2 separate regions of the Homo sapiens genome follow, and region 1 is linked to region 2. Evidence: read pairs that join two places in POLR2A ChIA-PET (ENCODE). Cell type or tissue: Caco-2. All regions are shown on one strand. Each heading gives the region's core, and the rest is flanking DNA. Links, peaks and the distances in the headings are about the cores only.

What was found. Peaks named below come from ENCODE experiments on the same cell type or tissue, not always from the same donor. Only the 100,000 strongest peaks of a DNase experiment are listed, where the experiment ranks them.
Region 1: POLR2A ChIA-PET joins it to region 2 with 6 read pairs; 2 of 35 experiments call an interaction of 5 or more read pairs at or near these places.

The regions. Positions count from the first base shown.
Region 1 is chr11:89,430,692-89,442,891 of GRCh38, reverse strand. NOX4 (NADPH oxidase 4) reads left to right here. Exons shown (of 18, transcript NM_016931.5): 6 at 2,177-2,204; 7 at 10,036-10,108. Among named protein-coding and RNA genes, the nearest start is that of NOX4, 55 kb to the left of the region's middle. RefSeq lists a silencer at 1-31. In Caco-2, for the core only: no CTCF peak of the experiment used is centred there; a DNase peak (open chromatin) is centred at 6,601.
Region 2 is chr11:89,303,073-89,315,272 of GRCh38, reverse strand. No RefSeq gene overlaps it. Among named protein-coding and RNA genes, the nearest start is that of TYR, 130 kb to the right of the region's middle. In Caco-2, for the core only: no CTCF peak of the experiment used is centred there; no DNase peak of the experiment used is centred there.

The DNA of each region.
Region 1 (12,200 bases), core at 4,248-8,247, 130 kb before region 2:
TTGTTTCTCTTTTCCTTCTTTTCTTCTCTTTTCAGAATTCATGTCTTTAATAACTTTAATGGTTTTCTCATTTTAATGGAATAAACTTTTGCTTAAGTTCCAATATTTTTAGTGATTTCAAAATTTTCAGTTATTAAATTTATTTTCTTTGAAAAGTTATACATGCTCAATATAAAATATTTTAAAACTCTCAAGTAAATGAAGTTAAAAGTGAAAGCTTCTCCTCCAAAACAAGCCACAGTTTATTATGTTTTTTTCTGATATTTTGAGTCGCATTTTATGGTATATATTCCTTGGCGATTTACTTGTTTGCATAAATATACTTTTATAGCTTATTGTATCAACATATCTTAATCTATCTCATTCTCTCCATATGACTATGCCATAATTTATTTTTAGTCTTTTTCTTATTCAGACATTTAGATTGATTCTAGGGTTTTGTTCTGAACCACACTCCAGTGAATGTATTTCTTTGTCCTCTTCTACACAGATCTGTAGTTGTAGAATTTTGGTTTAAAAGGTTGTACATTTTTAGTTTTGATGGACAGTGCCAAATTCCTTTTTAAAAAGTCTTCTCCTGTTTTCACACTTCTAACTAATATTAGAATGCCTATTTCTACAACTCATCTCTGTTTTTTTTTCCCAATCTAAGGGATGAAAATGGCAACTCAACGTTTTAAGTTAGTATTTCCCCTGCCTTTATTTCTTCTTGTATTCCTTCTTTCATGTCTCTCTTTATGCTTTTTTCTCTCTTTTTAATAAATATGTATTTAGCATCTAATAGGTACAAGGCCATGCATTAGATGTAGATGAAAATAAGTGTATATATACTTATGTATTTAAATATTATGTAAATAAATATATGGCATATCTATTATATATAGATTATATTTTATATATTGATATATTTATATATTGATTATATATATATATATATATATATAGTCAACACATATGTTATTTTGTGAAGCACTTTTGAAAAAGATGGTTTTGTGCCAATATACCCTATTGTTCTTCTTTTATGCTTTTACTCTGCATGCAAGGACTCACCCTCCACCTTGTGACTGCTGCACTTCCTTGATAGCCCGGCTAAATCTGCCTCATCTTGCCACTGTGAAAACATCTCTCACTCTCATGTTTCATTTTCTTTCTCTAGCAATATTAATTGTTCCATCTTCTGGGTTTTCTTAGGTATTTATTCACATTTCTATTCTTACCACTTTGTTCAGCCCATATGATATTTTTATGGGTTGTTTATATATTCAGTTTTCTTAGATCACCCTATAGCCATGTTTCTAATAGTTGGAATAGAAGTCAATTGAATTAAGCCAGGTGAGGAGCTATTCCTAAGCAAGTGGTCCTTATTCAAAGACCCCCAGATGACACTATATCAATCGTTTCCTTCTTAGTACATAGTCTGGCCTGACCCCAGATTCAATGGAGGCACACAGAAAGAAATTCAAAAGCTTGTGAAATATTAAGCACCACGGGGATAAAAAATAAATCCACAAATCTAGTGGCGATTGGTTTTCCAGAAGGTAGAAGGGTGCTGACTATAACCATTAGAGCATAAGAGATGTAGTTTAAAGGAAATCATACAATATTTTAGCAATATTAATGTTTCATATTTCTAAGTAGCAGAAACTGGTTTTTATTTGAGTATCCTCACCACTTTTCACTATATTTGAAACACAGAAAGCTCTCAATTAGTCTTCTTCGTACTGAGCTTACAATGCGCAAATCCCCTACATATTTTATTGGTTTTTAATTCTGTCTTCACATCTTGTGATGCAGTTTCACGGTTTTGGTAGACAGAGTATATAATAATAGTTTAACATCATGGCTAAGATATTGAGTTTCAAAATGGTCAAAGATGGGCTTAAAACCAGTGCCACCAGCTTGTAGGTAACCATTAAGAATAATTTCTGGGCCTTTTGAGTCATCCAGTATTTTGCCTCAGATGGATAGATTTCTCTGAATTGGGTTTTTACTTGTTGTAATCTCCTCTAGCATTGTGAAAATGTTATGAAACTTAATCGAGTCTTTCTCACTTCCGTTGGATGAACAGTATTTTACATGACAAGTATGTGGTTTGTAGATCCTGCATACTCTTTATAGAATTATATATCATCAGTGCTTTAGTTTTTAATCATTTATTTTTTTTTCTTTTTCTCAGGATCCTAGAAAACTTCTCTTCACAACTGGTAAGTTGTTATTCTTAGCCTTTTCTTTAGGTTTAGGAACATCTTTAAAAGTAGGCATTATCGGACTGGGCGCAGTGGCTCATGCCTGTATTCCCAGCACTTTGGGAGGCTGAGGCGGGCGGATCACCTGAGGTCAGGAACTCGAAACCAGCCTGATCAACATGATGAAACCCCATCTCTACTAAAAACACAAAAAATTAGCCGGGCATGGTGGGTGGCAAGTGCCTGTAATCCCAGCTACTTAGGAGGCTGAGGCAGGAGAATCACTTGAACCCAGGAGGCAGAAATTGCACTGAGCTGAGATCGCGCCACTGCACTCCAGCCTGGGCGTGACAGAGTAAGACTCCGTCTAAAAAATAAAAATAAAAATAAATAAAATAAAACTAAGCATTATCAAATTACACAACAATTAGATATATGTTACAAATATAACATATGGACAATTTGCATGTAAGAATAAATATTTGGAGTTAAAGGATAAGGTTGCAATGAGAACAGAGACAATGCAAACATTGGGGTGTGAATAAATGGAGAGTAAAAATAAGCAAATACATTTCACTGTCGTATATTCTTCCAATCAAAACAATGCAACCGCATTCTTATTGAGGGCCTGCTTTGTGCCTGCTGCTGTGGCAAGTGCTGTAGGAGATAATGCATGTTTAACAGGCTCCTGCCCTCAATGTATTGGAAAGGAACACCAAGCACTGTGGGTATCCATGGAGTTCTTATAATTCAGTAATTTAGTGCAACTTTTTTTAATCTTAAAATTTACAACAAAGAGGAGAAACAGTCATTAAAATAAGTTATTTCTTTGAAATGTGTCTCCTATTTCATTTGTAATTTATTTTTCCTTTTCAAGCTTATTGTCCATGAAATCTCAGTCTAGACTATTAATTTGTTAAAGCACGTTTGAACATCTCAAAATTTCCCCTGATGTTAAACAATTTTTGCTAAAAGTCTTCTTTTTCCCAACCTTAGATTTATAAAGATGAAAGAATAAAGATGCATTTGGGGAATTTTTAGCACATATTTCAGGGACAAGGATGATTGCATAGTTGAGATGCTCTATCATAAATTGTTGGGTGTAATACCCAATTAAGTATTGGAATTGCACATGGGACTGAGGCACATTACCCTGGCAAATGCATTATTTTTCTTTTGAATCAATTTTATGATGAAACGTCACAATAATTCTAGTGCTTTCCCCATCCATGTCACAGCTATATATTTAGATTTATAAGATACATTTTACTTTTGTCTATAGATTTATAATACTTGCCACTTGCAAAGTATTTCACAGTTTTCTCTTTAGGAACACAATTTAGTTTTGCTTTCAACTTTGCTCATTGAAAACATGTTTTCATTTAGGCCTGAAGAATTGGGTGAGAACAAAAAGTACAGAAAAAGAAAACTTTACGTATCAACCAATGTATTTTTTGGTTTACAGTGAATTCATTTAAGAGAGAGAAACAAAAGCTTTGTTTAATATTATTTTCTAAAACATAAAGTTTAATTGAAGCCTTGGAACCTTTAAAATGCTTTGAAAAGTTTAGTTTACAAAGACACAAAGAGATTTGTTATGTGACTAAGCTATCACATTAAGGCACTAATATTATTATACTATTAGTAGTATTATTATTAGTATTGTTACTATTAGCACTATTATGATTATACTAATATTACTAATATTATATTAATAATATAATATATAATTATATATTATATATTATTATATATAAAATAATATATATTATATTATTATATATATTTTATATTATATATTATATATATAATATATAATATATTATATATTATATATATAATATATAATATATTATATAATATATATAATATATAAGATATTATATAATATATATAATATATAATATATTATACACTATATATTATTATATTATTATATTATATTATATTATATATAGTATTATATATAGTATATATGATATAATAATATAATAATATATAGTATATTATATATTATTTATAGTATATATAGTATATAATATATAGTATATATTATATAGAGTATTATATATAGTATATAATATATACTATATATTATATATAGTATTATATATAGTATATAATATATAGTATATATTATATTATATATAGTATATTATTATATATAGTGTGTAATATATAGTATATATAGTATATAATATATATGCTGTATATTATATAGTATATATAGTATATAATATATATGCTGTATATTATATAATATACATAGTATATATTATATTATAATTATATATTATATATTATTTATATTATAATTATATATTATATATTATATATATTATATAATATATAGTATATATAGTATATAATGATATATACTATATATAAGCAAGTTTAACATCTCAAAATATTTTATATGTAGTATATATATTATTATATATTATATATAATAATAATATATTACTATGTTATACTAATATACTAATAATACTAATATTATTATACTAATAACTAATACTTCTTATAAGCAGGTAATCTCACTACCTAGCATGCAACCCTATCATCCTATGTCCTTTCCCAGAGGTCCCCATGAGTGGTGTTGGACTTAGTAGAGAAGACACTTAATACAAATTTCCTGGGTCTACCTTAGTGTGTGTCTGGGAAAGACTTGGCAAAGTGTTTTACTAACCTTCCCAGGTACTTTGGGAGCTGCTGTCCTGTCACTACTGAACATCTCATCATACTCTTGAGCATACCGTCTCGCTACTGCCTGCCTTTTGTATTAGGTATTTATTGTAAGTAACCGAGAGATAATTTAAAGTATGTGAGAGGATGTGCACATGTTATGTATAAATACTTGAGCATTCTCAAACTTGGTATCTGTGAGGGGTCCTGGAACCAATCGCATGGATATTGAAGGATGACTGTAAAAATACTGTGTTGTAGAATAGTTTATTTCCTTACATGTACTGTCTTTTCCACTTGTAGGTGAGCTTCTCTTGGGTTGGGAAGGGCTGCTTCTAGAGTATGCAGGGTCCTAGGTAAACATTTTTTTATGGCCTCTGGCAATAAAAACAATTTGACTCACCCAATTCAGCAAATTAGCACCATTTTGGTGGCCCATTCTCACATAATTTCAAGAAAAGAAGTACTATGCTGGCCAGCAGGAGGCATCCACTTCCCAGGTCATCAGTCTGGAACTGGGCTCAGACACAGGGCTCCCTAAGCGTGAGTCTGGAGCTCCTAAGGCATCTGTTTGTCCCCACTGAAGACTAGCAGGTGACAGTGCAAAGTAGAGTCTAAGGATGGTAATGGCATGAAAGACACCTTTTTCTATCAATGAACTGAATCCAACTTTATATCACTAATGTTGACTAAAACTATTCCACAGCCATCTCTGAATGTTCTCAGGCACAGCATCTAGGAAACATTGCCTCAGCCTCCCAAGTAACTGGGATTACAGGTGCCCGTCACCATGCCCGGCTAAGTTTTTTGTATTTTTTTTTTAGTAGAGATGGAGTTTCACTATGTTGGCCAGGCTGGTCTTGAACTCTTGACCTCATGATCTGCTTGCCTCAGCCTCCCAAAGTGCTCAGATTACAGGCGTGAGCCACTGCGCCCAGCTGATAAAGAGTATTTTTATTAGTTAATAGATTTCATGGATTTTTGTTTGTTTAATATTACATAGAGTCTTCTATCTCTGTGTGTTGGAATTTTTTTCAATGGAATCTAGTATTGACAAATTAAGATTGTCTTGTAAAAAATAAAGTCTTTGGTTATACAAGTGACATAAAATATAGTGGCTAAACTTACTACATAAGAAATGTTATAAACATTCCAATTAAGGATTTCTAAGGTAAGATTAATAGATTGAATTATTTAAATGTTCATTTAAAAATGCTTACTATATATCTCCAAATTTGGTAGTAGCTTTTATGGTGAGAATAAAATGGATAATATCTAACTTTAATTTTAAAAACCCTCAGAAACAAATATAATTATGTTTCCAATTATGTTAGTAAAATAGGATAATGAATAGATAATGGTATATTTCTGACCACATCTGGGTATGGATGAAAACAATCTCTCAGGTTCATCTAGAAATTACAATGTCATGCAATTATTCATTTTAAAAGCTACTAATTAATAAATTTAATATGCATAAATATAAAGCCATAAGAATAAACATGTAAACATGTATTTTGCTAAGGAAACAAGTATAGGTTTGGCTTCCTAACTTGAAGGACTAAAAAAATTCACAGGAGAATCAAGGTACTTCACTTGGACAAGCAACTTTGCCCGGTGAGATTAGACTAGCCCAGTGATTTCCAGCCGGTGTTTTCAGACTCTTGGAATGTGTTGTAATAAGGCTAATATATTGGGATTTAGCTGAGCTGTCAACCAAGGCTAGCTTAGGGTGCCCTTTGATGTGCCCTGAAAGCACTCAGTGCTTAGCTCTCTTTACAGCACTTAATGCCGTGTGTTGCAATTTCCTGCTTAACTTGTCTGTCTCCACCAGTGGACTGGGAATTTTTGTAGAGCAGAATTTATTTTATCTCTAGCATTTAACATCTAACAGTACACTGTATATGCCTACAAACTGTTCACTGAATGAATAAAAGTCATTTGTTTAACTCTTTTATTTGATGCATAGATCTTCTTGTAATATCCCAGATAACAGTTACCCCTGACTTTTTGATCACTCTGATTATAGTATGCTTTTCTGCCCTTGCTAATTGTAAGTTCTTCTTCATTGATCTGAAATCTATTACTTTATTAATTGTACACTTTGGTCTTTTTTACTTTTGAGAAATAAGAAGGAAAAACAAATTCTTTAGATAAAAGAGATAACTTTATAAATCTGAAGGAACATGGAAAATCTTCAGATTTATTCTCCTTAGTTTGCAGATGAGATTCAGTGAGATTGGAGTTTTGTGTAAGGGACAGTAACAAGAGTATAATCCCAGACCATATACATCATTGGCTGGGTCGTCTGGCCCTTCTATTTTATCCTCAAATGACTGAAGTAAACTATTTTACTTCCTCTAAGTCTTTCCAATATGTTTTCATGTTCTGACCTAAAAGCAATACTCTGATCTAATAAGTTTAAGAAAATATTTAAGTTTAATCAGGTTTCTTGAATTTAATACTTCTCAGAGACTTTTATACATTAATGTACCCTGTGACTTTTTAAGGAATGGTTATAGTATTTTTAGTAATAGAAACTAATATTTCAAGGAATTAATTTTCAAATAATACACTTTGGAAATTGTGGCTCTATTCTAAACATACTCCATTTTTCCAGGTGTTCTTTCGATGAAGTAATTTGCAGACATCCCATGACTAATTTTGGCATGTTCAAAACTATATAGGAAAGTGTATGCAGACATAGAAGAACACTAATAAAGGCCCAATAAAATATTGGAAAGGCCCCTCTAACTATAATTTCACACTATGTAGCCATCTGGGATTCTATCATTTAGTTATTCATGTGGACAAATAAAGGTTTTCTTTTTTAACACTTGAAAACAGTGAGACTGACCTCTTCTTTTTTCTCTCAAATTTATGAAATTATAATTGAAGTACACTAATTATACACATGTATACAATTTGATTGGTTTTGATACATACATATATACACATACATACACAATAGTGGAACCATCATCAAAAGTTAGATGATAAATATTTTTATTATCACAGAATATTTTTGTGCTCTTTTATAACGCATCTTGCCCTCTACCCCTCCTAGCAACTGATCTGCTTTCTATCACTGAAGAATAGTGTGAATTTTCTGGAATGTTATATACAAGGAATCATAGAATTTGTACTTTTTCAGGACTGGAGTGGTTTAGCTTCTTTTATTCAGTCTAACAATTTTGTGATTCATGTATATTGTTGCTTATCTATCAACACTTTATTTTTTTTTTATTGCTGATTAATTTTCCAGGTACAGATAAGTACCACAATTGTTTATCCATTAATCTGTTGATGAATATCAGAGTCGTTTATAGACTTTGACTGTTAAAAATAAGTAGCTATGAACATTCTTAAACAAGTCTTTGCATGGATATATGTTTGTTTCTTTTGGGTAAACACTTGGAAGTGCAATGGCTGGGTTACTTTGCAGGCATGCTATTTTTCCAAAATAGTGTATTTTTCATGCTGCTAGTTCTTTAGAGTGAACTAGACTAGTTATCTTACCCATCTCTTACAACTGGGAAGTAAGCACTCACTGTAGGAAATGGAAAAATCATGAAAAAGGAAGTACTTTTCCTCTAGGAAGGAAGCGTAAAGAAGAAATGATTTGGATTAGGTACATTAGGGAAGGGCACCTTTTGTTAGGCTTCTAAAACTGTCTACTGGGAAAGTGAGGAGGTGCGAGTACTCAAGTGCTGAGAACCCATAGACTAATTCTCTTATTTTTCATGTGGTGCTTTATAAGTGAAATTTGTTTCTACTGTACTGAGATTTCGAATGCTGTTATTTTCCAGTGATTCTAACTCTGGAATCCTAATGATACACACCTGTGTTGCTCTTACATTGTACACAAGGTGTCTGCTTCTGCTGGTGGCTCATAGTCTATGACAGACCTTCTATTTCATAGTAGTTTTCTTGACAAGGAAAGAAGCAGAGGAATGTCACTTTTCCAGATGGAATTGTCCCAATAGCTTTTCTTTGTAGTCTGATTTAAGATTATCTCAGATGGGATATTCAGGACTTACTGTTGCTTGTGAGAGTAAACAAATGTAACTTATTGACAGGATATTTAATTTTGTAATAATACAATACTAAAGGAGACCATTGACACTTTAGCTGTTTAGGATATTGTTTTTCAGTTAGCTATTCATTTTGGACATGCTATATGTGCTAATGTTGGATTTGTAGCAATCTATCCTGCCATTATAATTTTGACAATATATTTGCACATTTTATTATTTTAAAAAAACAAATGTTATGCCATATCTGAAGCACTTGATTTCAACATATTTTTCATACTAAGGAGAAATATGTCTGCAAGTATTTTTAAAACATCAACATTGTAGTTTATTCTAGAAACCTCCAATTTTTGTTCTGTGTTTTGTGATTTTTGAAAACACTTTAGGCTTTATTTTTTGTTTAAAATTATTCTAGTTAGTGAAGCCTAAAAGCAGTTAATTGAAATTGAAACTGAAGGCACTGCTTAGTTTCATAAGAGGAAGGAGAGCATGAGGGAGATTTAGTACTATGGTGTTTAAAACCAAAACAGAAAGAGTGCTGAAAGTTAACCCTGTCCTGTTGCATTAATTACTGATGTTTAGTGTATACTTTTAGAAGTAAGTACCTATTTGCCATTCTGAGTAGAATATTTGGGAATTAAAAAAAATGGAATATTCTGTAAAATAGATAAAAGATCCTGATTGGTCTAAACGACTTTGAAACTGTACTGATTTTAATAAGTTCTGGTGTTCTGTACCACTGTAGAATGACTATAGTAAGCAATAATGTATTATATGCTTTCAAATAGCTAGAAGAAGGATATTGAATGTTCCCAACACAAAGTAATAATAAATGTTTGAGATGATGGATGGATATGCTAATTACTCTGATCTGATCACTTTTACTTTATATGTATGGAAACATCACTATGTACTCCATAGCTATGTATAATTATTATCTGTCAATCAAAAATTAATTTAAAAAATTAAAAAGTAAAGGGCTTGTTTGAGGGAGAACATACATGTAGATGTGGGATTTGAATTAGGCTTCCCACAGAACAGCACAGTATTTCGGATTCTAATATAATCATTTTTTGTATTTTTTTCTCACTATGATTTAAGTAAAAACCTACTTGTATACATTTTTATAGTTCCTGGCCTGACAGGGGTCTGCATGGTGGTGGTGCTATTCCTCATGATCACAGCCTCTACATATGCAATAAGGTAAGTGTCAGAATCAATTATTTTGATGTGTATCTGTCAGGTTATTTAGAAAAAGTCTTGAGTAATCAAAATGTTTAACCATTGTAGTGTCCTGGTTAATGGACTATTCTGGGTAAGTAAGAGTGAAGTATAGCTGTTTCTATACATGACTTCTTGTTTCTGAAAGTTCTCTTGTATTAGCAAATTTTCTGGATTGGTAAGAAATTGTGTATGGAGACTGCATTTGATGATCAAAAGAATTAGAGTTCTTCAGAATTTGAGTATCTTTTGAAGGATAGTGTATCTCTATGGGACACGGGATTGAAATCAATGTGTACATATGGGGACCTTAGAAATTCCTAGGAATATGTGACTTAAAATTATTTTATTTTATTATTTCATTATTTTTAAGATTTAACATTGTGATTTTATTTTATTTTATTTATTTTTTTATTATTATACTTTAAGTTCTAGGGTACATGTGCATAATGTGCAGGTTTGTTACATATGTATACATGTGCCATGTTGGTGTGCCGCACCCATTAACTCATCATTTACATTAGGTATATCTCCTAATGCTGTCCCTCCCCCTCTCCCAACCCCACAACAGGCCCCGGTGTGTGATGTTCCCCTTCCTGTGTCCAAGTGTTCTCATTGTTCAGTTCTCACCTATGAGTGAGAACATGTGGTGTATAGTTTTTTGTCCTTGCGATAGTTTGCTGAGAATGTTGGTTTCCAGCTTCATCCATGTCCCTAAAAAGGACATGAACTCATCCTTTTTTATGGCTGCATAGTAATCCATGGTGTATATGTGCCACATATTCTTAATCCAGTCTATCATTGATGGACATTTGGGTTGGTTCCAAGTCTTTGCTATTGTGAATAGTGCCGCAATAAACATACGTGTGCCTGTGTCTTTATAGCAGCATGATTTATAATCCTTTGGGTATATACCCAGTAATGGGATGGCTGGGTCAAATGGTATTTCTAGTTCTAGATCCCTGAGGAATCGCCACACTGTCTTCCACAATGATTGAATTAGTTTACAGTCCCACCAACAGTGTAAAAGTGTTCCTGTTTCTCCACATCCTCTCCAGCACCTGTTGTTTCCTGACTTTTTAATGATCACCATTCTAACTGGTGTGAAATGGTATCTCATTGTGGTTTTGATTTGCATTTCTCTGATGGCCAGTGATGATGAGCATTTTTTCATGTGTCTTTTGGCTGCATAAATGTCTTCTTTTGAGAGGTGTCTGTTCATATCCTTTGCCTACTTTTTGATGGGGTTGTTTGTTTTTTTCTTGTAAGTTTGAGTTTTTTGTAGATTCTGGATATTAGCCCTTTGTCAGATAGGTAGACTGCAAAAATTTTCTCCCATTCTGTAGGTTGCCTGTTCACTCTGATGGTAGTTTCTTTTGCTGTGCAGAAGCTCTTTAGTTTAATTAGATCCCATTTTCAATTTTGGCTTTTGTTGCCATTGCTTTTGGTGTTTTAGACATGAAGTCCTTGCTCATGTGTATGTCCTGAATGGTATTGCCTAGGTTTTCTTCTAGGGTTTTGATGGTTTTAGGTCTAACATTTAAGTCTTTAATCCATCTTGAATTAATTTTTGTATAAGGTGTAAGGAAGGGATCCAGTTTCAGCTTTCTACATACAACTAGCCAGTTTTCCCAGCACCATTTATTAAATAGGGAATTCTTTCCCCATTTCTTGTTTTTGTCAGGTTTGTCAAAGATCAGATGATTGTAGATGTGTGGTATTATTTCTGAGGGCTCTGTTCTGTTCCATTGGTCTATATCTCTGTTTTGGTAGCAGTACCATGCTGCTTTGGTTACTGCAGCCTTGTAGTATTGTTTGAAGTCAGGTAGCGTGATGCCTCCAGCTTTGTTCTTTTGGCTTAGGATTGTCTTGGCAATGCAGGCTCTTTTTTGGTTCCATATGAACTTTAAAGTAGTTTTTTCCAATTCTGTGAAGAAAGTCATTGGTAGCTTGATGAGGATGCAACTGAATCTATAAATTACCTTGGGCAGTATGGCCATTTTCACGATATTGATTCTTCCTATCCCTGAGCATGGAATGTTCTTCCATTTGTTTGTGTCCTCTTTTATTTCGT
Region 2 (12,200 bases), core at 2,644-6,643:
GGCCAGGGCAATCAGGCAGGAGAAGGAAATAAAGGGTATTCAATTAGGAAAAGAGGAAGTCAAATTGTCCCTGTTTGCAGACGACATGATTGTTTATCTAGAAAACCCCATTGTCTCAGCCCAAAATCTCCTTAAGCTGATAAGCAACTTCAGCAAAGTCTCAGGATACAAAATCAATGTACAAAAACCACAAGCATTCCTATACACCAACAACAGACAAACAGAGAGCCAAATCATGAGTGAACTCCCATTCACAATTGCTTCCAAGAGAATAAAATACCTAGGAATCCAACTTACAAGGGATGTGAAGGACCTCTTCAAGGAGAACTACAAACCACTGCTCAAGGAAATAAAAGAGGATACAAACAAATGGAAGAACATTCCATGCTCATGGGTAGGAAGAATCAATATAGTGAAAATGGCCATACTGCCCAAGGTAATTTACAGATTCAATGCCATCCCCATCAAGCTACCAATGACTTTCTTCACAGAATTGGAAAAAACTACTTTAAAGTTCATATGGAACCAAAAAAGAGCCCGCATCGCCAAGTCAATCCTAAGCCAAAAGAACAAAGCTGGAGGCATCACACTACCTGACTTCAAACTATACTACAAGGCTACAGTAACCAAAACAGCATGGTACTGGTACCAAAACAGAGATATAGATCAATGGAACAGAACAGAGCCCTCAGAAATAATGCCGCATACCTACAACTATCTGATCTTTGACAAACCTGAGAAAAACAAGCAATGGGGAAAGGATTCCCTATTTAATAAATGGTGCTGGGAAAACTGGCTAGCCATATGTAGAAAGCTGAAACTGGATCCCTTCCTTACACCTTATACAAAAATCAATTCAAGATGGATTAATGATTTAAACGTTAGACCTAAAACCATAAAAACCCTAGAAGAAAACCTAGGCATTACCATTCAGGACATAGGCATGGGCAAGGGCTTCATGTCCAAAACACCAAAAGCAATGGCAACCAAAGACAAAATTGACAAATGGGATCTCATTAAACTAAAGAGCTTCTGCACAGCAAAAGAAACTACCATCAGAGTGAACAGGCAACCTACAACATGGGAGAAAATTTTCACAACCTACTCATCTGACAAAGGGCTAATATCCAGAATCTACAATGAACTCAAACAAATTTACAAGAAAAAAACAAACAACCCCATCAAAAAGTGGGCAAGGGACATGAACAGACACTTCTCAAAAGAAGACATTTATGCAGCCAAAAAACACATGAAAAAATGCTCATCATCGCTGGCCATCAGAGAAATGCAAATCAAAACCACTATGAGATATCATCTCACACCACTTAGAATGGCAATCATTAAAAAGTCAGGAAACAACAGGTGCTGGAGAGGATGTGGAGAAATAGGAACACTTTTACACTGTTGGTGGGACTGTAAAGTAGTTCAACCATTGTGGAAGTCAGTGTGGCGATTTCTCAGGGATCTAGAACTAGAAATACCATTTGACCCAGCCATCCCATTACTGGGTATATACCCAAATGACTATAAATCATGCTGCTATAAAGACACATGCACACGTATGTTTATTGCGGCATTATTCACAATAGCAAAGACTTGGAACCAACCCAAATGTCCAACAATGATAGACTGGATTAAGAAAATTTGGCACATATACACCATGGAATACTATGCAGCCATAAAAAAGGATGAGTTCATGTCCTTTGTAGGGACATGGATGAAATTGAAAATCATCATTCTCAGTAAACTATCGCAAGGACAAAAAACTAAATACCGCATATTCTCACTCATAGGTGGGAATTGAACAATGAGATCACATGGACACAGGAAGGGGAATATCACACTCTGGGGACTGTGGTGGGGAGGGGGGAGGGGGGAGGGATAGCATTGGGAGATATACCTAATGCTAGATGACGAGTTAGTGGGTGCAGCGCACCAGCATGGCACATGTATACATATGTAACTAACCTGCACAATGTGCACATGTACCCTAAAACTTAAAGTATAATTAAAATAATGATAATAATAATAATAATAGTAATAATAATAAAAGAAAAAGAAAATTAAGTTAGGAATTGCAGAGGGTAGCATAAGTTATCCCACTTATTTAAGATTTAATGGAGGAAAATTTAGATGTTTATGAGATGTTCTGCTGAATTAAATTCAAGACCTATGTCTTATCACTAGAAATCCTTCTATTTACAAAAATGCAAGACGTTTTATCTGCTTTTTTTTTTTTTTTAGATGGGAATAAAGTAAATGTATAGCTTTCTTACTCTTACTGGAGATATTTTTCATTATGGGTTTTCATCAAATCTCATGTTATGTTGTAGATTTTTATATTTAAATAATGTGTGTGTGCATGTGTGTATTTTTATGGTGGATTATAAAAAAAACTCGAGTGAAAATGAAATTCTAGAATAATGCTTAGTAACACCCTCCAGCTTTCATAGCATTCAACAATTTCGGGTTTGCAGTTAGAGAAAGTGTAGTCCTCTCATCCAAGTGTGAGATGCTCAGCAGTCCAGGTTTGGCATTTGATCCTTGTTATCTAGTTAAATGGAAGTGTGGCATTATACAATGCTGAAGAGAAAGCACTAAATCAAATTCAATATTCATAAATAATTGAAAATATGCATATATTTATATATAATCTTATTCCTATAAAGTCATAGTATGTATAAAGTCATAGTATGTAGGAAAACCTTTATTGCTTTAGAACATGACACGGTGCTTACAACTGAAACAAATAAAATTTGTTCAAACATACTTAAAATCTCTTTTCATTGGGAATTACGCACTTTTGGCAATAATAATCAAGAATTTTCTCTAGGATTTTGAGAACAGCATAGTGTTGTTTTCATCCTAAAGAAGGATCAGTCTTCCATGTGAAGATAATAAAAAAGTAGTATTTAAGAACTGCTCCTTTGAAACACTTTGAAAGTGTTCTAATTTCTAAGTCACTCAACGCTTCTGTAATTTTCCTTACAGCAGGATATGTAATTGGGAATGATAGGATTCTGATATTTAAATTTAACATGCTGGGTTTGGGATTTTGGTTTTATTTTGGTTTGTTTTTTGTTATTATTTTTAAATCTCATAATTGTGCTCAGTAAGATAGGAACATTAAATATTTATATAATTTTAAAATATTAAATATATATATATTTGCACAGAAAATTAATAAAACATACTATGTTCATTATGAAGTTTAAATGTTGAGTGTTTATGTTTGACCATTGAGGAGTCAATTTTGCCTAAACATTGAGTGTACCGTACATATTTACACACATGTAAAAACTCCTGCTTACAGATTTTTGTTTATTTTATCCAGCACATCATAATCTCCCTTTTTTGAAATATTCAAATTACGTAAAATAAAGAATAATAGTAGAGTTACTGTCAAGTAACATTTACCTGACATTTACCAAGGTGGGATATGAACCATTTGCCATAAGCCCTGTCCTAGAGACCAGTGTTCTGATATCATCTGAAAACTACTTTTCCTGTCAGTAAAATGCATATCAGATTTTTTTCTAAAAATGCTCTCTGAGAATCATTATAGCTTGTGTTTCTATGTTGACTTTGACTCTCAGTAGAATTGATAATTTTATAGTGGATAGGATGAGTAAAAATGCTTCAGTATATAGGACTGTGGGCACCTTTAGGTCCTAAGATATGCCTAGGCTATACCAAGTTGAAATGCATTCCTGCATCAGCAGCATGAACATATATTTGCTGGTTGGGCATGGTGGCTCACACCTGTAATCTCAGCACTTTGGGAGGCCGAAGTGGGTGGATCACCTAAGGTCAGGCATTCAAGACCAGCCTGGCCAACATGGTGAAACCCCATCTCTACTAAAAATACAAAATTAGCTGGGCGTGGTGGTTCACGCTTGTAATGCTAGCTACTCATGAGGCTGAGACAGGAGAATCACTTGAACCAGGCAGGTAGAGGTTGCAGTGAGCTGAGATTGTGCCATTGCACTCCAGCCTGGGCGACAAGAGTGAAACTCCATATGAAAAAAAAAAAAAAAAAAAAGAAAAAGAAAAAAGAAAATATATTTGCTTCAGAATACAAGACATTATATTATTGATGTTTCTAAATATATGCTCTTTACATTAAATTATTAGCCATTATTTTCTTTTAGAGTCATTTATGGATTAAATTAGATGCCACTGAGCTCTAACTTACAGAGCTTTTAGAAGTAGTGACTTGTTTTGTAGGGTTTAAGCAGGTTACTTCACTATGTGGTACTGCATTTTTCTCAATCAATTCCTACCATATTGCAGTCTTTCAAGTGATTTATTTTCAAAGAGTCTGCTTTCCTGAGATGGTGTCTTGCCCCATGTATTTCACCAAGCTGTCATACATTCTGTAATGGGTATTTCAATAGGTCAAGTTCAAATGCATTTAAAAGGCAAGATTAGTAGTTATGTGCTTGCATTCGCTATGTGCACTATTTGCTTTGTGTCACAATGGGGTCATGAGTGTATGCTTTAATAGCACAAGTGTTGTAAAATTACTCGTCAGCAGCAGCCAGCGAGAGAATAACACAAAAGATAATTGGGGAAAAAATATTTGAAGGATGCACAAATCAGAGAGGCATTGATGCAAATCTCAATTCTGAAGACTAACAGTTTCTCTGTAATGTCTTCCCTTATTCATATTGATTCACCTGTCAGGAATGTGTCTGCTAGGGCTAAAAAATATGAAAATGTGTGACAGTAAAAGTTTCTCATCAGACTTTTTATTAGGCAAGAAAATCTCTGAGAAATCTTTACAAGTGGCTTGTGTTGCAGAGGCCAAGTTTGCAGCTTGCTGATAAATGTGTAATCAACTGGGAGATGTAAGCATACATGCCATAATTGGCTTTGCATTTTAGATATAGACCCAAATATAGTGTGAAAAAATACACTTAGAGTAACTGCTAATTATGACAGATTCCAAATGCACATGCATTTTCACAAGGTGATTTCTGAAATTAAATTTGTGTTTTATTTTGATAAAATACTTTAATGGAGGTTTTGACTGGTAAATAAACTCAGATTTCAAGATTTTTAAATAGCAGCCTCTGTGCCTTGGTTTTCTCTTACAGTGATCGTAGGAAGTGGTTTGTTTAGTTATTTATTTTAAATATCTAATGGGACACTTGGGAAATATTGAGGTCATAGTTACCTTATACCTGTTTTCCAAAGCAGATTGAAACAAAATATCTAGTAATATATATTATGACCTTGTGGGCATTGTTAAGCCTTGTCTTTTGGGGCAGTTGCCCCTTCCCTTTAACCCTTATCTACCAGTAACAAGAAGAGTGCTTCAAATTAGAGCTAACAGACAGACAGAGCCCTGAGAGCCACAGCTATACCTTGAAGTTGTACTATGACTACATCTTTTGTTTTGTTTTCTAATATAAACTCTTTTCCTCACCTATTTCCTGGAACCTAACTTTAACCTTGAACCTTGTTTTTCCCTGTTGGTTAATAACCCAGCTACAGACTTTAAGACCCAAAGTTCACTGCCACAATTGGCAAAAACCTATTTGTTTGGGTTTTTTAATTAATCCAAGCTCTGAGTTTGTCTGTTCCCAATTCAGCGCTTGAATTAGCCTATTATCCTTGATTCTGAGTTTTTCTCTGCCCCAGGGCTCAGAGGAGTCATTGAGGCACTGGCCCTGCCCAGTCACAGCCCCTTCTGTGCCCATGGTTGCTATAGCTCACTGACATGCACAATGTGCTGCAGAACCCGGTGACTTTATGGTAGATAGTGGTTCTTTGTGTATGAAGTGATGTTTGAAGTGGAGTCAATTCTCATTATTTATGGTAGTTTTGTTCTATAAAGTTGCCACACAGACTGAATTAGTGAATAACAAACCATTACTCTCAGATAGGCTCCCGTGAACCTATGATCAAATTTCCATCAACCTTTTAATATATAACCTTGTATATGTGTGATTCTTTTTAAAGACACCTTATTTAATATATATTGTTGATTAACTAACATTGAACTCATCCCTGGACAAAGTTTATCTACCATATATATATATATATATATATATATAAAATCCACAAGACAAGGAGATAGACTTTTTGTTTTATTCTGACAAAAGACTTTAATGGGAGGTCCTTAGGAACACTAAACAAAACTTCACTACACTTGGGGCTCAGCTGGGAATGTCAGCCTGGAGAGACAAATGTTTGGCTGCTCTGCTCATGGCTGCAAATAACCATGAAAGTGCAGCAGGTATTAATTTGGGGGGTCACAAAAATTTTTAGCAAGCAGGTGATTTGCAAATATGGAATCTGCATATAATGAGGCTTGACAGTATCTATTTTTTCTAGATGTGGTAAATGGGAAGGAAGATTCTGCGACTTTTTATATCTTTAGTTTTTATTCTTCACTTACTGGTTTTGAACCAACTTCGGCATTTCTGTAGGAGACAGAGATGCTTTTCTATTTTGATTGGTCGGCCTTTCCTCTCGTCCCTTTCTTTCTTCTGCCTTCAAGAATAGAGAATAATAATTTGGACAGGGTGTGAAATTTTTATTGGTCCACATTTATTAATAGCTATGATTCTTGTGTGTAAAGGATTACACATATATCTGTGTGCAGAAAAAAATTAATACACCAGGCCTGAGACTGATATCCTTCTTAGAAAAGTGTGCTTGCAAGCTTGTCTCTTGGCTGGCATTTGGGAACTTGAAATTTCAGGACAATTCTGATTACCCTAAATGATAACAATGACTGAATGTTACAAAACTTTTGTGCAAACAATAAGGTTTATACTGAACACCTTTTTTTCTGGGACTCTGGAACTTTGATAAGTGCTGGGCAAGATGCCTATGTGATGAACCTCCAATAAAAACCTTGGGCACTGAGTGTCTAAAAGAACTTCCTTTATAGACAACACTTCATGCATGTCACAACTTGTTGCTGGAGGAATTAAGTGTCTCCTGTGCGACTCTACTGAAGAGGACTCTTGGAAGCTTGTGCCTGATTTCCCCTGGACTTCACCCCACACACTTTATCCCTTTGCTGATTTCGCTTTGTATTCTTTCATTGTAGTAAATCATAGCTGTGAGTAAAACTATACTGAGATCTTGAGTATCCTTAGAGAATTAGTAAACCTAGGTGATACTGGGCACCCCGACACAGTTTGCGTGCCTCTTAGTACCTTCATCTCTCATTGTCTTTTGTCCCTGGGAGAAAAGTGGATGCAGGACCTTATCCCATATTCTCATTCTCTCTTCCATTTCTTCTATGCCATACATATGCTAGACTGTCAATGAGGTTGCTTTCATCTTTGTTGTACTTCTTTTCTCTCTTTGCCTTCCTTTCACAATTTGATAGACTAAGGGTGGTAAGTGCCCCAGATTTGGAGTCATTTTTTTCTAACCATTGAAAGTTTCACTTGAGACTATTGCTTAAGTCTTGTGCACCAACCTAGCTTTAGCAGAGAACCCCAAACTAAAGTTAGTCACTGACATCGCTGTTAATAGAACCTTCTCTCCCCTTTGCATATTGTTTACTGTATATTCCTCTGTCAGTTCCCTAACACAAAACAGAGGTGATTGGCAGGGCAGAGTTAAAACATTATAATATCACCAAAGCCCTAATATTCCTTGCTTTTTTCTCTGCTCATTTTTCTACTCAACCCATCTCCTCCCATCTTTTTCCAAAGTGGATTGTGGTAGATGTCATCTGTGTTGGTAGAATTAGCTTTTCCAAAGTCTTCTTTCTTGTCTTAGTAATCTTTCCTGCATTCTCCAATCTATCTCATTTCATTGAATCTCATGATTCCAACCTTAACCTAGACAACAGGTTATATTCCTAGGAAAAATAGAATATACCTCATCACCTGTTCTTTATGATGTTTTTATATACTACCAGTGATGAGTTTTTCTTCCAGTCTTTATTTTTTTAAATTCAGAATAAACGGTTTACCGGAGACAGCAATTTTAAGGTCAATACATGACACAGTGATGCTGCTTCAATTGCTTGTCCAGGAGCTTTTAGGTTTCTGTCAAGATGATGGCTGATGATTTCTTTTAATTGACTTTATAGATTGATATCTTTCTGGACCTATTGAATTCCAGAACTGACCATATAATGTGGTGGTTACAGTTTCTTCTGAGACAAACTCTCTAAAATGTAAAGTCATACTGCTAGAGTTAAAATCCTGCCTGCATCAGTGTGAGCTCTGTTACCTTGGACGATGTTTTAAAAATGATTATCAGCTTTAGTTTTTTTATCTGTAGAATGAGGGTTACATGAGTCAATAAGATGTAAGGCGTCTAGGGTCACAAAGTAAATTCTAAATGCTATTAATAATGATAATTTTACTAATTAGACAAAGATGAATTTGAAAGTCAAGGAAATAGTATGGATAGCACGAAGGATGAGGATGTAAAATCAGGAATGTATGATTAAAAGTCCTGGTCTCTCCATTTTACTAGTTGTGTGACTTTGAGAAGTTCTCTGTTCTTCAAGTGTCCTCCTTATTAAAATTGAAATAATATACTCATGTCCAGTGTGTATATGACAACTATATGTCAATTATATAGTAATAGTGATTGAATTATGTCTAACATAGAAAAGATAGAAAGGCATCTATTATAATAATTATGAAAGAAATTGGGCCAACCTGAGGAAATAATGTAGTGAACTATGGATAATTTATTTTTTCTATATTATGAACTTATTTACGAAAGTGTGTTTTTAAAATATTTTTCAGAAGTGATTACATTTTCATTATAATTTCATAGGTATTTATCAGCTTGCCTGTCACCTCCAGTAAGTGTGCGTTTCTTCAAAGTAGTACATGGTTTTAGAGTCTTAATCATCTTTTCACCCCTGAGTTCTAGCAAAATTTCTGATTTTCAATAAGTTCTCAGTAACTGGTAAATTAAATGTAATTCTCATTGTGTTGTTATACCTAAAAGCCATGCCTAATAGGAAATATTGAGTATTGTTAGGGGTACTTAGAACCATAAAAAGAATCTTAATAGTTTTCCTTAAAAATATTATAAAGAAAAACTAAATAGAAACAGTTAATTATGTATATGATCAACACGTTACTTTTTAGTACTTAAAAATTAGGTAATAGTCTATTTAGAGAAAAGACTAGTTATTGGTCTAGTTAAAAAAAAAAGAAAACTTAGGGAAAAAACAGACTTTCAAGTTGAATGTGAATTTTGATTTTTCCTCTCTATTATTTATGTCACTAAGTCCTCTTAATTTTCTCATTTTGAGGTTTCTCACATCTGTCCTTTTCTCCTTCCATGGCCACCATCCTAGTTTTAGAGATAATTTAACACCAGCTAGTTAATTCATTTCCTAATATAGAGCAGCATTAAATTCAAGACTACTAACATTAGACTACTAGCAATAAAAAAGGTTTTTTCCATGGGTACTTGTAAATGCTTTTCATAAAAATTTTAATATCTATAGCTCCTGGTCTTCTTTTTTACTTAATGTCTGTGCCTACACTCAAAATATTTTTAGGCATCAGCTAAGTATGTACCTTAATGAAGTTTTACAAGATGCACACCCCGGTGACCTGTAGTTGTTTGACGGGCAGGAGAGCAGGGTTTCTTTTCTAGAAAAGCTACATTATTATCAAAGGACACAAACTTAAAATTCTCAACACACTCTTTTGGTGTTGGCCTTCAAACCTTGATTTAAGATATACCAGTCATTTGAATAACTAGAAAGATCAGTTTAAATGTAATTATTTCCTTGATTTTTCCTTGATGCTACTACCAGATACATATACACACATTAAACAATCACACACACCTGGCGGTAATCTATACCAACACGGTATATTGGAAAATCTATGAACTTAAAGCCGTAGGTTTGGATCTCAATTTCATAGTGGCAGTATGACTTTGGGCATGCTACTAAGCCTCTTAGCATATCAGTTTCTTTATCTTGCAAGTGACGATAATAATAAATTCACAAAATTTTAGTGACAATGCAATGAGATCAAATATGTAAAATACCCAGATCTTGATACATATTATAAAATCCTCCCTAAGTATTAAGTCCATAAAATCTTTCATCTTTCATAACTCTTCTTCTATAGCCCTAAGCCAAATCTATCATATTTTTATAGGTTGGGAGTATAAATATTTCTTATATTTCTTCCTAGGCTGAAACCATCTTAAGGGCCAGAACTTCTTTCTAGTTACTTCTGTAGCCCCACATATCTTAGCCTGGTATTCTAATTTCAACTCATGTTTCGTCCATTGATATCTGAAAATAATTTTTTTGAACCAAACTATTTTTATGAATTATTCCAGTATTGCCTATTATTAATAACTTTTCTTTATGATCTATCATGCTATGGAAGCTCTGATGGAAATGTTCACCATCTCCATCTAAGAACATTGTCTTTTAGAGTCACTGAAAGATTTATCACATCAGCATGCCTTCAACTCGTACTGAGGATTTTTCTATAAGTAGTTCCCACTTCTCAGTGTCACCATGTTTACCAGTTTGAGTTCTGTATTTCCTTTTAGTTGAAGTATTACCTAGTTTAATGCAACCTGGACTTCTTTCAGAGCTATCAGCAATCTTCACTTTTTGGAAGTCCTTGACTTACTGAAGTGAGGGCTAGATCTTATTGTTTGTTAAGCATAAAATATGTTTATTCTGTTTTTACTTTTCTCTATTTGCTTAGATTTAATTTTTGATGAGTTTCACTGTCATTCTTCCGTTTAATATTTATCCTATTCTTACTATGGACCAGACATTGGGAATATAATTTCTCAAAATTAATGCAGAATTTATCTTCATGAAATTTATTATCTAGTGGAAACGGATTCATTGAATTTACTTGCCAAAGTACTGGAAGTAAGTTGCAGAATAGCATGAAATAAAACTGGAAAGGCAGGCAGGGGCTAAAACAGGAGGTCTTTGTTGAGGATTTGGAATTTAACTGGAGAGAAATATTAAGCTTCTGAAGTGTTATAAGCATCTTTTTAAATGGTCACTTTAATTGCTCTGTGGATTAGAAGAAGGCAAGTGGGGGAGTTAGAATTAAGTTAAGTGGCTATTGCAGTAGTTTCAACAACAGAAGATTATGACTTAGTCTAGAACTGAAATAGAGAGATTGCTGTGATGTGACAGTGAGGGCACGTTAGAATGAAGTAGAGACATGCCAAAGTGATTGCATATTGCAGGCAGAAATAGGACTACTGCAAATAGATTAGATGTGTGGGAAACTATATCTGAGAAGACTTCCAAGATTATTGCATGAGAAATAACCTGGGTACAGGTGCCATTTATTAAGTTGTGGAAGTTTGGATGAGAAAGTAATTTTTTTCAATAATTTTTAGGGGTACAAGTAGTTTTTGATTACATGGATAAATTGTATAATGGTGAAGTCTGGGTTTTAAGTGTACCCCTCACCCAAATAGTATACGTTATACCCAACAGGTAACTTTTTTATCCCTCACCCTGTTCCCATCCTTCCACCTTCTGAGTTTCAAATGTCCATTACACCACTCTGTATGCCTTTGCATAGCATATGGCTTAGCTGTCATTTATTAGTGAGAGCATATGGTATTTGGTTTGTTCCTGAGTTATTTCACTTAGAATAATAACCTCCATCCATGTTGCTACAAAAGACATTACTTCACTGAGAATTGATATTTAGGATGATAGTAAGAGTTCACTTTTAGATGTGTTCAGTTTTAATTCCTGTAAAATATTTAAGTAAATTTTTAAATAAGCAATTGGATATATCAATCAGAAGCTCTAAGATGAAGCTTGGACTAGAGATATAAACTTGGGAGTCATCAACAATTCTGGAATTTTAGAAAAGAATACTTTAGCAGGAAGTAGAATAGAAAGATGAGAGTGATAAGATCATCCACGTGTAGTGGATGCTCTGCTGTACTGAACAGATTGTTCCTTAAGGACCAAAGCATTCATTTCCCCCAGCTACTGTTACTGTTGGCTGCTGATTGCTCATAGCTGAGTCCCTCTTCAAGAACTGTGCTCACAGAAGGGAGTCTCTGGCCTGAGTCTCTTGCCTGGGGCAGCTCAAATGCAATGACTAGACAATGTGGGAAAACAAATACTGAAGCTCCTGGCTTTGATGTGGGACAGTTCTAAAAGACCATCCCAACTGCAGATAGCTGTTGGATCACCTGAGACTTCTGGGGAACCTGAAGACTACTGGTGCCCAAAG